Linked DNA regions of Homo sapiens: all the other regions are linked to region 1. Evidence: chromatin loops called from intact Hi-C (ENCODE). Cell type or tissue: psoas muscle. All regions are shown on one strand.

The links. Peaks named below come from ENCODE experiments on the same cell type or tissue, not always from the same donor. Only the 100,000 strongest peaks of a DNase experiment are listed, where the experiment ranks them.
Region 2: a loop joins it to region 1, with 5 times the contacts of the local background. A loop is called at or near these places in 2 of 110 quality-filtered maps.
Region 3: a loop joins it to region 1, with 2.8 times the contacts of the local background. A loop is called at or near these places in 19 of 110 quality-filtered maps.

The regions. Positions count from the first base shown.
Region 1 is chr5:68,290,365-68,295,364 of GRCh38, forward strand. PIK3R1 (phosphoinositide-3-kinase regulatory subunit 1) reads left to right here. Exons shown (of 16, transcript NM_181523.3): 8 at 1,895-1,997; 9 at 2,737-2,835; 10 at 2,939-3,119; 11 at 3,345-3,470; 12 at 4,172-4,314; 13 at 4,784-4,960. Among named protein-coding and RNA genes, the nearest start is that of PIK3R1, 77 kb to the left of the region's middle. In psoas muscle, no CTCF peak of the experiment used is centred here; no DNase peak of the experiment used is centred here; H3K4me3 peaks cover 4,206 bases; H3K27ac peaks cover 3,102 bases.
Region 2 is chr5:68,816,171-68,821,170 of GRCh38, forward strand. All of the region lies in intron 2 of LOC105379013 (a long non-coding RNA gene), which reads right to left. Among named protein-coding and RNA genes, the nearest start is that of LINC02198, 210 kb to the right of the region's middle. In psoas muscle, a CTCF peak has its summit at 2,315; no DNase peak of the experiment used is centred here; H3K27ac peaks cover 1,115 bases.
Region 3 is chr5:68,340,403-68,345,402 of GRCh38, forward strand. No RefSeq gene overlaps it. Among named protein-coding and RNA genes, the nearest start is that of PIK3R1, 130 kb to the left of the region's middle. In psoas muscle, no CTCF peak of the experiment used is centred here; a DNase peak (open chromatin) is centred at 3,099; H3K27ac peaks cover 898 bases.

The DNA.
Region 1 (5,000 bases):
TGTCAACCTGCCAACAGCAGAGCGTACCATGCTGCAAGGAGTAATAAACAAGGAATTAGAAAACTCGCTGCTGGAGAACAGTCAAATTAAACACCTTTTTGAAAGGATGAGCATGTATATATTGCAGTTCTATTAAATGTAGCTTCTTAGTGAGGTTGGCATTATGTTAAGGCTGGTATGGAAGAGAACTGATGAAGCAGGAGTGGTCTGGTGACATTTTTCTGACTTGATTGGCTGGGGCGTGTGATGTAATAGGTTTCAGTGCAGCCCCTTATAGGTTTTAAAATGAATTCCAAGACACCATTACAAAGAAAGCCGGACTCTTTTCTTATAACTGAGCTCAGCCAAGGAAACTCTTGCACAAATGTACAATACTGTTTGGAATATGGAAGACCTGGATTTAGAATATGCCAAGACAGATATAAATTGTGGCACAGACTTGATGTTTTATATAGAAATGGACCCACCAGGTAATACTGCAGTATTATTGTAGAGAGTTAGTTAATTTCGTGGCTTTTTAATTTTTCGAAAGCTACTGTAAAAGATCCTTTTTGGATTTCTGTTTTTATTAATTTGTTTCATTGATAAAAATTAGTTTGCTCATGGCTTAAAAATTAAACAGATTGTTTGACTGTCTGTGGAAGCAAGCAGCTCAGGCTGTGTGTGGTAAATGCTTATTCTTACTTGAATGGATATGAATTGAACTCCAGTTTTTCACTGGTGTCTTTTGTTAATCGAGATCCTTCCCTGGGTGAGTTATGTTGTGGGATATTGTCCCTGTAATTAAAATGATGCATCTTTTGTGCTGCTTTTCTCTGTTGCCAGTGGATGAGAACAGTGTAGCACTTTGCAGTGATAACACTTGGTACTTTAGAAAGCATGTAAAATGTAGCAGTGATTACAACTCAGTTCTCTAAATGTTGAGACTTTGCTTGCTCTCTCATATTAAGATATTATAATGAAAAAAGAAGTTGACTTTCCATTATTGTTAGTCTTTGTAAAATATTCTTGGTAGATACCTGAAATCATTTTTTGTATAAGTTAAAATAGTAACAGTGCTTTAAAACTTATGACAGAATTTACCTAAAAATCCTAGATTTATTTTGTTTCCTAAGTAAGTTGTTTTATTCCAATGTTAGCTCTCCCCCTGCCCCCATTTAAGGTATTCAGGAATACTGCAGTCTTTTATTTGTCACCAATTGGTATATATGAATACTGATTTGACATTGAGGAAGGGGGATATCATTTTTAATCAGACCTAGTATATAGAGCACAATTTATCCAACAGAATATTAACATATTAAAGAGATTTAGGGCACAGATGAGAGTTTCTTAAAGTGGCTTTTGGCAGAACAGTGCCTGAAATACTAAGATTAGAGAAACCCAATTGCTCCTCTTAAAACATACTGCTGTAGATGAGCCTTTTTATTACTGCAACAGAGTTTGTGGAGGACAGAGACCAAATTTGTCTTTCGTAATTAAATAAGAGGAAATTAAAGCCAACTCATGTTATTCCTGCTACTCATATGTTCATAGTTTCTTACTTTAGATGGATTTGACCAGGCATGAAACTTTAATATAACTAGAATCTAGAAGTACAGAATGTCATGACTCTGGATTTACTTTGAAATTTATTCACATGGCCAGCCCAATTTATTTGTTAGTTTCTAAGGCTCTCTCTCTTTTCTCCTTTTCAGTTTCATTTCTTTTTGAGCCATGCTCTGAAAGATTTTTTTTAAGAAAATTATCTTCCATATTGCATGGAATTGTGAACTAATGCTATATATTTCAGTTACTCTAACTTTTTATTTTTTTAAAGTAAAAGTATTCATCTAAAGAAATTTAGTTCTAATGTAGTTGGGATTGCGAACAACTTTTTCTTTTTCATCTGCAGCACTGCCTCCTAAACCACCAAAACCTACTACTGTAGCCAACAACGGTATGAATAACAATATGTCCTTACAAGATGCTGAATGGTACTGGGGAGATATCTCGAGGTAAGGCTACAGAAACTTCATTTTCAGAGAGTTTTAGATTAAAAGAAAGAAAAGCACCAGCTTGCTAAGTTCCATTTTTAGGATATCATCCAACATAAGCATGAAGCATAGTTGGTTCTCTTCCAAAGACGACCAGAAAAAGTCACTGAGCACTGGAGAACTGTGGGTGCTGGATGCCACAGGAAATTAAATACCCGGGAAGTTTCATTATTGACAGAGATGTCAGTGAAGTGCCAGAGTGAAGTGGCACTGCCTAAGAACAGAGTGTGAAGGCACTCTATCTATTAAGCACAACTCTAAGAATTCTTGCCTTAAACACAATAAGAAAACAATGCCATTTTATGTTAGCTTTGGGAAGGGGGAGTAAGGTTGGAGAAACTCTTTTGAGATCATGAGTTTCTGTGCTCATTTGTCAGAGAGATTGTAATGTTTGGTTGAAAAAATAAAAACTTAGTACCACAGATACACCAATAGTGAAAGTGATATGCACCTGTTTGTGATGAGACTGCAATTGCTAACATTTCTATTTAAACAAATTATTAGCTCTTATTAGTGAGCTCTGAAAATGCAATTCATTAATTTAAATCTATGTGGGCAGGAGGAATATGGGCACTCACTGTACTTTCCACTTGATTTTGCTGTGAACCTAAAACTGCTCTAAAAAATAGCCTATTTTAAAAAATATAAATCTGTGGTCACTAAACCTTAAGATGAGCATTGTTTTGTGTTTTCATTTCAGGGAAGAAGTGAATGAAAAACTTCGAGATACAGCAGACGGGACCTTTTTGGTACGAGATGCGTCTACTAAAATGCATGGTGATTATACTCTTACACTAAGGTAAGCCAGGGAATATAGCTGAAATTAGGGTTTTGGGCTGATATTAAAACATATTTCCTTATTCCAAAATGTTAATACCTTTATTTTTATATTGTTTTTACAGGAAAGGGGGAAATAACAAATTAATCAAAATATTTCATCGAGATGGGAAATATGGCTTCTCTGACCCATTAACCTTCAGTTCTGTGGTTGAATTAATAAACCACTACCGGAATGAATCTCTAGCTCAGTATAATCCCAAATTGGATGTGAAATTACTTTATCCAGTATCCAAATACCAACAGGTAATAAAAACTGAATGAATTATCCAGTTACGATGTTTAGACAAGATCCTTTTAATACTTAGAAAACATTTGAAGCAGATGAATTACATGTAATCAAGTCTAAAAAACTTGACACTCGTAATTACATAATTGCAATTTTAAAGATGTTTCCATGTCAGCTATTTTGTTAAACAATTGTTATTTGATTAAATACCTTATCCATTGAATTTATTTTAATCTTTCTAGGATCAAGTTGTCAAAGAAGATAATATTGAAGCTGTAGGGAAAAAATTACATGAATATAACACTCAGTTTCAAGAAAAAAGTCGAGAATATGATAGATTATATGAAGAATATACCCGCACATCCCAGGTGAGTTTTCTATGAAAATCAGATTAAAAAATAAGAGTTCTAAACTTTTAAAGACTAACATGGAAAAAAGAATTTAAAAGGTTGAGTTTTTACGAATGAGGTGGGGGTGAGAGCATTTATTTGTGAATCATTGTTGATTATTCTAGTGTAATATCTCTAAAGCTTTAAACCAAAAATTTTAAGTATCAGAATAATAAATTAAGTTCACGTGATAACTGAAGCAGTCACTGAGTTTCAAGTTGATTTAATTCGTGATAGAAGGATCCTGTTTAGATTGGAAGTTAGTAATAACTGGAAGTTTCACAGACTTGTCTAATCCCTGAAATGGAGATTTAGGCATTAATATATATCCTACCATGAAAAGGAAGGGCTATATACTGCTGTGCTTTTCTAGACCCTTATTCTTCACTGGTCACTCATGTATCTGGGAATGCCAGAGGGAACAGAAAACAACAGGGATGCTATAAACTACAATAGCTTTTAAGAAGATAAAAACTATAGGAAATTGCTACGCAATCATTTTTCATAGATTGAGAAAATTCTCCAGAGGAAATACTTGTTTCTGGGATACTGTTTTAATGGATTTTATGAATTTGAGTCCCACTCTGCTAATAATACAGATCAAATGTCCTGGTAGTGTCTTGCAGTAAGAGATTGTTCTATGAAAGGTATGACATTATCTTTTTAAAATTATGTTGCAGGAAATCCAAATGAAAAGGACAGCTATTGAAGCATTTAATGAAACCATAAAAATATTTGAAGAACAGTGCCAGACCCAAGAGCGGTACAGCAAAGAATACATAGAAAAGTTTAAACGTGAAGGCAATGAGAAAGAAATACAAAGGTTGGTGTTTCCCTTGTTCTTGTGCTAGAGATAACCAAAATCCTCTAAAACCATTTAAAGATGATCTCGCTTTCTGTGCTTTGAATGATCACGTGGACACAGGAAGGGGAATATCACTCTGGGGACTGTGGTGGGGTGGGGGGAGGAGGGAGGGATAGCATTGGGAGATATACCTAATGCTAGATGACGAGTTAGTGGGTGCGGCGCACCAGCATGGCACATGTATACATATGTAACTAACCTGCACAATGTGCACATGTACCCTAAAACTTAAAGTATAATAAAAATAAAAAAATAAAATAAAATAAAATATGTTGAGCCACTCCAAAAAAAAAAAAAAATGACAGGAAGAGAAGCCACGCTTTACCTAAGGAAAACTGCTGGGAAACCATAGTGAAACTTTTCATAAACTTTGGGGACCGTTCCTGATGTACCCAGATAATAACAAATACGTTTCTTTTGCCTGCAGGATTATGCATAATTATGATAAGTTGAAGTCTCGAATCAGTGAAATTATTGACAGTAGAAGAAGATTGGAAGAAGACTTGAAGAAGCAGGCAGCTGAGTATCGAGAAATTGACAAACGTATGAACAGCATTAAACCAGACCTTATCCAGCTGAGAAAGACGAGAGACCAATACTTGATGTAAGTATTTGAAATGGAATCCTATACATGAATAATTGGT
Region 2 (5,000 bases), 530 kb after region 1:
CTACTATCTGCTGCCTTCCTGGAGCTATCAGCTTTTGGGGAGAGAATGACATTAAATAAATAATTATGACTTACTTACTTAGGCTAAGGCCTACAGCGGAGGCAAAAATGGTGCTGTGGGAGCAGATAACAGAAACTAGAGAATCTAACCTCGTTGGGAGAGTTGGGGGAAGACAACTCAAAGACCACCAGGGGACTGGGTACAGAAGGCATGCTGTGCCTATTTCCAGGGGACCCAGCAGCCTGGATCAATGGTATAACCTGAACTTAGTCAGGCTGGACGCAGGGGCTGGTCTCCAAAGTTTACACGTAATAACAACAATGTTAAAGGTAAGAAGAGAGAGAATGTTTCAGAAGCAAGCAAGCTTTCCATAGGTCGGAATCCCCCATAGACTCTAAAAACCCTGACCACCTGAATTTAGGTGAAACAACCAAGTGGGATTTTCACAATTCATTCTTACTTTCTATAATATTGACCATTTTCATGAATCCTTCTTCCCCACTCATTCAAATTCTCTTTGGATACCAGTAAACTCCGCACTTGTTGTTTTGTTCCTGGAGTAATACCATAGGAGAAGGATTGTAATTTATCGTATTGGACAGAGCAAAAGTAACAGGAGCCAGGCAGAGGGAAAAAAAAGATGATATTTTGAAGGTCTGCACTCAGATATGCCATGATTTCAACATATAAGTTAATGCGAATCACATGATTCTTGTAACATTTTTCCCATCAGGAAAACAGAAATGCCACTTACCAACTCTGGTACAGATTATTACTAAGCAAGTTTCACAGTTATATCTACATAAATGTTTACTACTGATTTATTACACAGCTAATGATAAGTAATGATGGTAATTATTAAAATACAGATTGATATTAGCATTTAGAGCAACATCTAAACTTTCCAAATTATCAATTTATAATTTTTTAAATAACAGCAATTAATCATTATTATGGTTAAATGATAATACTTTGTAATATATTATCATGTTTTCTACAAATAGGAGAAGCACTAGTCTATTATGGTGAAGATAATAACACTAACAATGGTAGAGTAATGATTGCTAATCATTTCCCATTATTGCTATTAAAATGTACAAATCACTCAAAATGACCAAAAATCTGTGAAATAAAAACCTAGTGAAGGCGTACGATAAAATAAGCAATCTATAGTTACCAAGCCTACCAAATCAAGATTCTGGGCCCTGGTCACAACAGTGGCTGCCCATCAGAAAAGACTGGGGACTTTTCAAAAAATCCCAAAGCCCACCGCCCTACCCAGAAAATCTGATTTAACCTGTCTGGGGTGTGTCTGATTTTGTTCTGAAAGTTCTCTAAGTCTAATGTGCATCCAGAGTTGAGAACCACTGCTCCAGGTGTCTGATTTTTATGCTTGAGAATAAAGATGTCTTCAGTCCTAGGGGCAAAATTCAATTGGGAAACCCACTTGCCCAGCCTCTGTCAATCAGTGCTGTGTGTAGCAGAGGAAAGAGTTGTTAGTTTTCGTTGTCAGGGAATTTTCTTCATAGAAAAGTACATTAAAATACCAAATTACAGTATTTACATATTTCATGTATTTTTCCCAACTGCGTTCCCATAGCAACTAAATCCATTTGCTCCCTACTTTCTTGAGTTATTTTCCATCATGAGCCATGCTTTATTAGTGAGGCAAGCAGTTTGCCCTCTGAATTGACTGTTTTGCTCTTTACTATTTCTTTGCCAGGGAACACAACTCTGTTGTGTCTTTCTAACTCCTGTACTCCCTGAATTTGATAAAGTTGGCTTTGCTAGTTTGGGCAGAGACAGTGTCCCTGACTGCTTTCCTCAGTCTGGAGCAGTCCCTGTTTTTTTCCAGTGAGCTGACCAAAAACAAAAAGCAAATGGCGAGGAAGGGTTCCCTCAAGAAACCTGTGACTGGGAAAGGATGCAAGGAAGGGAATTGCTTAAATCCCAAACAGTGACGAGTTCACCTGAATCAACAGCGGACAAAGGATAACCCAGCTCTCTGGGACCTCACTAGGTTTATCAGGTAGGGTCAGTGGTTAGATATCACGGCTTTGGAGACAGTCACCCACTAGCAAGCAGGAAGGAAGTCAGTCCTGCTGCAGCTTCTGAATCCCCAGAGAGAGGGCCCAAAAGAGGCACAGGACACTGAGATTTCTTTGTGATTTCACCCAGACGACTTGGCAGACTTTAGGGCTTGTTTGTTTGTTTGAAACTATAACATTTCACTTGCTAATGAGGCTCTGCCTTGCAAGGGGACAGGGATGCCAGAGAAGACTGCGGGAGGGAGGCAGCAGGCCCAGTGCTTCAGGGCAGCTCTCCTTGTGGCCGCCTGACGCCAGGACGGACTTGGGCCACCAGTGCCAGAGGAGAGAGAAGCGGCACCAGAGACAAGGCGATGCTTCAAAATCATCTGTTCTCAGTTGCTGACTCAGACGCCTCCTTCTGTGCCAGCAGCACTAATGAAGAGGACTTGCTTCCTCCTCTCTCTTAGGCTCCAAATAAAAACCAGAGCTATAGTGCAATGGCTCCCAGGCCAGGGGGCAAGTGATCCAGGCAGTATCTCAGAAAACAGCAACAGAAACCACACGCAGCAAGAGCATCCCTCCCATCTGCAAGATCCAGTGCAACTTACATAGGTACATCTGTGGCATTGCTTGCTGCTGGGTTCTGGGGGTCATGGTGAAGTCCTTCAGTACTCTTCCACCAATAGCATTTATTCAAGGACAACTTCTATCAGTTAGGGTTCCAGCAGGAAACAGATGGCACTCTCAAATTGGGTTATTTGAGGAGAGTTTAATTAAGGGACTATTTACAAAGGTATGGGCAGGATGTAGGAAAGACCATAAGTCACAGTGTATTATCTCAGAGCTAGGAATAGCAGGGCACTGCTCCTACCCTAGGCGTAAGCAGTGGAATCCAGAGACAAAGCCACATGGAGTGACAGGAGCTGAGACCTTCAGTTGCAGGAGATGGCCAGCACACCACGATCAAGCAGGGAGGAAGCCAGGAAATAAATACCTGGACCTCATTCTCCTTCCTCCCTTCGATCTGCTGCCAGTGCTTCCTGGTGCCAAACTCAGCCAGAAACTGAGGGCCTGGGAGCCCTCACTGCTGCAGTCCATACAGGTCAGCCTCCTGGGGCTCAAAACAAGATAGAGAAGTGGGGAACTAGGAGGGTGGATAAAGACATCAAGCACCCTCTCTTACAAATCAGAGCAGGTGAGATACTTCATGACCAAGGATATATTTGTTCTGCCACTGCCAGAGCCCTCCCAAAAGCAGCAAATTCTGAGATAATAGTGTCCGGGGGTTGGAAGATAACATTGAGAGCTTGCAAAATGTTTAACCACAGAGAAGGCAAGTAGAAGCCCAACCTCCTCAAGAGCAGAGAGGTGATACTGAGAACACAGACGAGCATCCTAGCCCTGATTCAATGATACATCCCGCCATGGATCACACGGTTGCTGTCCTGCTCAAAAGGAAATCATGAGCACCACGATATGCTCACTTCACAGGGAACATTTTGCCTGGTTACCTATTTGCACAGGCGAATGGAAAAGGAAGCCTCCGTTATTCTGCAGTTTGGCATCATTTGTTCTAAGAGTGTGCAGAATTATAAATAGACACACTGGCCAGGTGTGGTGGCTCACACCTGTAATCCCAAAGCTTTGGAAGGCCAAGTTAGGAAGATCACTTGGGACCAGGAGTTCAAGACCAGCCTTGGCAACATAGTGAGACCCTATCTCAAGGAAGGCAAAAAAAAAAGTAGCTGGGTATTACACTGCTCCCCTGTAGTCATATCTACTCAAGAGGCTGAGGCAGGAGGATTGCTTGATCCCAGAAGTTTAAGGTTGCAGTGAGCCATGATCATGCCACTGCACTCCAGCCTGGGCAGCAGAGCAAGAATCTGAAAAAAAAAAAAAAAAAAAAAGAAAGAAGGAAAAAAACACACTTTAAGAGTCTCACAAGATATACTTGGTTATCAAAAGTTCAATGTTTGAGGAAAATCAGCAGGGTTGGTTTCCATTCTGATGGAGCTAGGAGAAGAGCAGATATTTGAAATGGATGTACAGAAGGCTAGGTGAGATAATAGCAAGATGCTCTTCTGCTACGTTATGGGGTGGTGGAAGTGGAGAGGCAATACTAATTATAACATCTACCCTACCTGATTTAAGAATCTCTGTCATACATTCTATATTTTGGCATCTGCTTGTCTTATAAGGAATCTGAAGAGTAAGTGCTATGTACAACTCAAAAAAAAGATGGTCTGACCAAATATTTATGGTGATGGTGGGAAGTATCACAGATTTTTAATTCAAGTTCATATGCAAACTTGATGGATCATTCTCTACTGCAATTTGTTCACAAAATTTCAAAATTTCATATTCTAGATTCTAAAACCAGCCCAAAGATTTATGCTTATATCAGTTCAACTCTAGAATTGTTCCACTCTAAGATTATTAAAAAGAAGACAACATTTACCAAACTGCTCAAAAGAAGAGAACTGAGGTGGTAACATTAATTTAATATCTCTGTGCTTTGCACTGACTTTGTTCAGTATATTAAATTTTTCCTAATTGTTTGCTTAATAAGGTACCCCATGCACTTGAATAACTTCATTTAAGAATCATTCTTTTCACAGTCTATAGCTATGGGGATCATGTAAATATTTTCCCAAATAGATATTAAGTATTTTCCCAAGTAAATATTACAACTTATCACCTTGACACAGGCGAACCTGGAAAACATATGGTCACTATGGTTATGATACATATAGTGGCACACTAGGGGTAACAGCATCCACAATAATAGCCAAAAATAGTCTCTCAAAAGCCTTTCTTTCACCCATGAACCTGTTCTCCACGAAACTTGATTCTTGTGATTATAGTGGTTCAGAGTAAATTTAGACAAATGGAGGCATTTGTCATTTCCCTTGCACCTTCACCCTTTTGCCTCCTCATATCCAACAACCACCCCCTCCCGCCGCAAAAACA
Region 3 (5,000 bases), 50 kb after region 1:
TCCACCCAGATCTACAGACCCAGCATCTCTTGGGTAGGGGGTGGGTGGGAATTTACCTCCTACCTTTGTCCAGAGTCTAATGAGATTAACCAGGCTGAGGATGGGCAAGAAGAATGAGGGAATGAGACTCCAGAGCAGTGGTGTAGCTGAGCAGACCTCTGAATGCCTTCTCCACCTCCCAGGAGTGAACTCCTGCCACTGAATTCCCAAGGACAGAGTGAGTCCATGGTCTGCAAGTTTTTTCCCCCACAGAAGAGAATCCTGGAGGATAGCGTACTTTCTGACAAAAAGAGGAATTTTTCAGGCTTTTTCTTTTTTGCTTTTCTTTTTGAGACGGAGTCTCACTCTGTCGCCCAGGCTGGAGTGCAGTGGCATGATCTTGGCTCACTGCAATCTCCGCCTCCCGGGTTCAAGCGATTCTCCTGCCTTAGCCTCCTGAGTAGCTGGGATTATAGGTGCACACCACCAAACCCAGATAATTTTTGTATTTTTAGTAGAGACGGGCTTTCACCATGTTGGCCAGGATGGTCTCGATCTCCTGACCTTGTGATCCACCCGCCTCAGCCTCCCAAAGTGCTGGGTTTACAGGTATGAGCCACCGCGCCTAGCCCAGGCTTTTTCTTAATACCCCTGAGTTATTCTAATAATTTTGTTAAACAATATTTATAGGAGGCCATTGGTTTGGACTGAGCCCCTGCCCTAAACCCCACAGACCAAACTGAAATGGAGCTTCTCCTGCTGAAGTTTCGCACCACCAAGCCAAAACTAAGATCTTTATCTGACCTTCAAGAAATGAGAGAGATAATAGCCAAACCACCAAGCAGGGCAACTTTAATCTGCAAAAAGAAGTCCCCTCTGCTTTAACCTTTACAAGAAAAGTAATTTTGAAATAACGAATTTGTATTTTGTTTTGTTTCTGCTTTCCTCAGCCATTTCCTATCTACAAAACCAAACTCCTCTGCTCTGCTCATCAGAACATTCGTTCTATTTTATAGAGTGAGGTGTTGTCCAATTCTAGAATCACAAATAAAAGCCAATTTAAGATCTTTAACTTTGTTATCATTTTGTTTTTTGACAATTGTAATCAAACACTTACTATCTAAGGCTCTCCCTTAACATCGTGATGTCTTCTAGGAGCTGCAATTCCATGGACGAATAAAACACAATCCCATATCTGAAATGCTTATGGACAGGTGATCAGTTGGCAAGACAAGGTAGTCCCTATGAAAGCAATTTAGGAGAACACAGATTGCAACCAAGTTGTGATTGGCAAAAATGGCCCCAATGCAAGGTAGAATATGGTCTCTCTCCCGTGTGGTTCACCCCACGCACACTGACAACCCACTTCTTTAACATTTAAACAAGGGAAATGACGATGACCAGGCCAAGGTAAAGTCCTGGGAACCAGAGGTATGGATTTTTTTGGAAGCAGGGTGTTTTAAAGGTAATGGGCTTTGCACTAGAGAACTCTGTGTCCTTTGAAGGATGAGGGGCCATAGAAGGAAGAGGAAATGGATTGTGGACACCTCCCATAAGTCAGATACACAAACACACAGGACTCTTCCAGGAGAAGGGGTAAGGGCCAGGGAAGAGCCACTCTCCATTTTCTCCCCAGTGCCCTGGATACTGTGATGAAGAGAAAAAAAACAATGCCTCATCTTAATCCCAAATCCACTTCCAGATACTTATTTAACTTTGAAAAAAATATCCTTACCTCTTTGAGGTTCATTTTTCTCATCAACAAAATGCAGATTATATATATATTTTTTATCTTGCAGGTTAATTGTGAGTAACCAAATTGCATAATTTATATGAAAGTGCTCTGTAAACTCTAACATGCCATTCATGTTTGTTCTGAAGGAGTTTAGGAAATACCACCCCAAATATGCTGCTTTGGTGTGCTGATGACTTCAAATTGAGGGCATTTGGGGAACAGCTAGTGCAAGAAGGGGCTTTCTCTAAACTTCCCTTATCTGCTTAAAGACAGATCCTTTGGAAGAACTCAGTCGTCATGAATCCCCAACAAACCCCACTCAGCCTGCCCACTACTGCCCTTGAATCTCATCTACCACCCATTCCTCTTTCCCTCAAATCATTTACTCTTCCCTAAGTTACCTACATTCTGTCTCCCCTACAACGAGCCCATGTAGATTTCTAGATCTCATTGGGTTTTGCAAATATCCCCTTTTCTTTTCTGGGATGCCGCCATGTACATAATAAATTTGTCTGCCTGTTCTCCTGTTAATGTGATTGCTGTCAACGTATTTTATAGACGCAGTTATCAAATTCTCAGAGGGTAAAGGGAAAGTCTTTTCTCCTCTGCAGTTCTTATTATGAAAAAAATCTATTATTTAATAAACCAGAATGTATAACTCCTATTCCACATCTGATAATAAAGGTTTGAGGTGTCATTTTCATTATTGCTCACAGCTTCTAACACAATGTCATAACCCTAGTTGGATCCTCAGAATATGTTACCAGCCAATACTGATAATCCTCTCATATGCTATTCTTTTCAACACTCCAAAGAAACATTCTGCTCTGTTAATAGTTCTAGGCCAGGAGCTTGGTGTTTGAGAATACTTTCCAGAGAAGAAAATATTTCAGAAGACCTGACATCATTAAAAACCTTCTCCAATCGCCTACTCTTAGTCTCTTCAGTCAGAAGGAGCCCTACCTTGGAAGAGGTAGCTCTGAATTGGAATGGTCAGAGGAGAACAAAAATGTGTGGTCTGGGGGATGCACTGTCAGCCAAGAAACCTTTTAAGGCATCTGCTTCCAATGGAGAACCCAATCTGGGATTCTGATGCCAATCTGGGACCAGCCCTGTGATGCCTAGAGTGTGCAAATCTTGGCACTGTAGGCCCTCATCCACTTAGCTAAACAATGAAGTATCCCAGAGAAATGGGTTTTTACCTGGTTTCAGAGACTCATCGCCCCCGCCCCCCAACTCCCACCCACTGCCCACCACTTCTCCATTCATGGGGCTTGGGCCAGAAGGGGTAGGGATCTATGACAATCTGATCTGGTTCTCAACCCCCGCAGAAAAGTCCATCCGAGGTGGTGCAGCATAGTTCATTGTGCCACCTGACCCTGAATAATGAGCTCAAGCCAGCTCCTTTTCAGATCAGAATGTTCTCGAGAAAAGGCTTTCCCTTTGCCAGGGAGTGACTGGCTGCCTGACTAGAGCTAGAGATAACTCCTGGCAACTGTGAAGGCTGATGAGTCACCAGAGAGGTTTCCAACCTATTCTTATACCCTGAGAACAGCAGTGATCACTGATTTGCATCAGCACACCTCTATTTTGGGTAGGTCTTTCTTGGAGTCGGGGTTTCCTGTAGTGTGCCATGAGTTCTCGGTCTCTCTTGACATCCCCTCCTCTCAGATTTGGCAACCTGGGCCTGTTGAGTTGCCTTAGCAACACTAGTTACTGATGTCAGAAAGGGCAGGGACTCACAAACCAAGTTTTAAGTAATCACTTTCTTATTCAAGTTGCTCAGATTCTCATCAATGGGATAATAGAATTAAATGATGTTGACAACTAGGCATTATGCCTGGGGTGTAGTAAAGGCTCTATCAATGGTAGTTCCTTTTCCCTTCCCTATTATGGAGGTCAAACGTTTGAAAAAAATCCAGTGGCACTTGCACTTCTGTTCTTCTATCTGCTAATGGTGGCAGGTTGTCATAAAACGATGTGCTCAGCTGGGATTAGGCTCTTGCTATTCAAAGTATAGTCCATGGAACAGCAGCGTCTGTTGGAAATGCAGAATAGGCAGCCCTATCCCAGACCCACTGAATCCAAATCTGCATTTTAATAAGATCTTGGGTGATGTATATGAATGTTAATGTTTAGGAAGCACCAAGCTAAGCCACTTGGGTGAGTCTAACCAGAGCTCCAAAAGGAGCAACCCATGGTTACAGGAGTTGGCGCGAAACTAAGTAAAGTACCAAACACTGTGCTACTAGTGTTCCACAGGGCAAAGAAAGAAGGGCCTCTTAAGGTAACCTTCCCTCATTCATTAGGAGCCTCAGACAAGTAATATGATGCCATGCCACTTGACTGACCATCGTTGGCATAACTGATTGAATAGAACAATGAATGCCCAACCAGAGCCCTGACAGGCACCATGGATATCTGGCAGGCTCTGTGCAGCAAGAGGAGGTTGATCCATTGCACTAACGCAGCAGATAGAGTTTGAACTCGCTGAGTCATCACAGATGCCTAGAAGCCATGTCCTTGTTTTAATGACACACCTACAGAAACCACAAAACTGTTTGAAGCAGTATCAACTCAGTGAGAAAATGAACACGGGCCCAAGAAAAGATAAAGGAGAAGCATGGACTGGGAAGAAATAAAGGAAAAGGGTCAAAATGTTGTGGGCAAGATTGCCTATCTTTCTTAAAAACTGAAGATTTAATTTCCTTTTACATTACAACTGCTTTTAATTTGCAGGATGTCACTCCCATTTTCTCAATGGTTTTCCTAATTATCATTCAGCTCATAAGATGCTTTCTCACCCATGCACAGAAACTCAGCCTCATTGTGTGGGGGAAGGCACAGATCTGGCTGCTGATGTCATCAAGCAACACTCTTCAGACAACACTGTGAAGAAAGACTTACTATTGTTCAGATGTGCTAAGATTTCCCATTTTCTTCTGACTGCCTATCTCACAGGAAGACCAAGAATAGAGATTGTATATTGTGAAGTACTCTCAGCCCAGAAAAGAGAAAGCAAAATAATAAGTGTGATAATGACATTGTCATAAGAGCTGGTTTGTGTATTATTCTTCCTGGTAACCTACCTATTGCCACCAGCGGCTATCTGAGATTGGGTAGACTGTGGCTCAACAGTAAGTGAGCCTCAAGCTTCTGGTGCAAATTGTTCGCTACAGCTCACACTAGCAGAGTAACAGCTCTGAGGGGAATACACAGACATCCCTGATTCATCCTTTTGACATCTATGGAAAGATAAAAGGGGATCATGTTATTTTATGGGTGA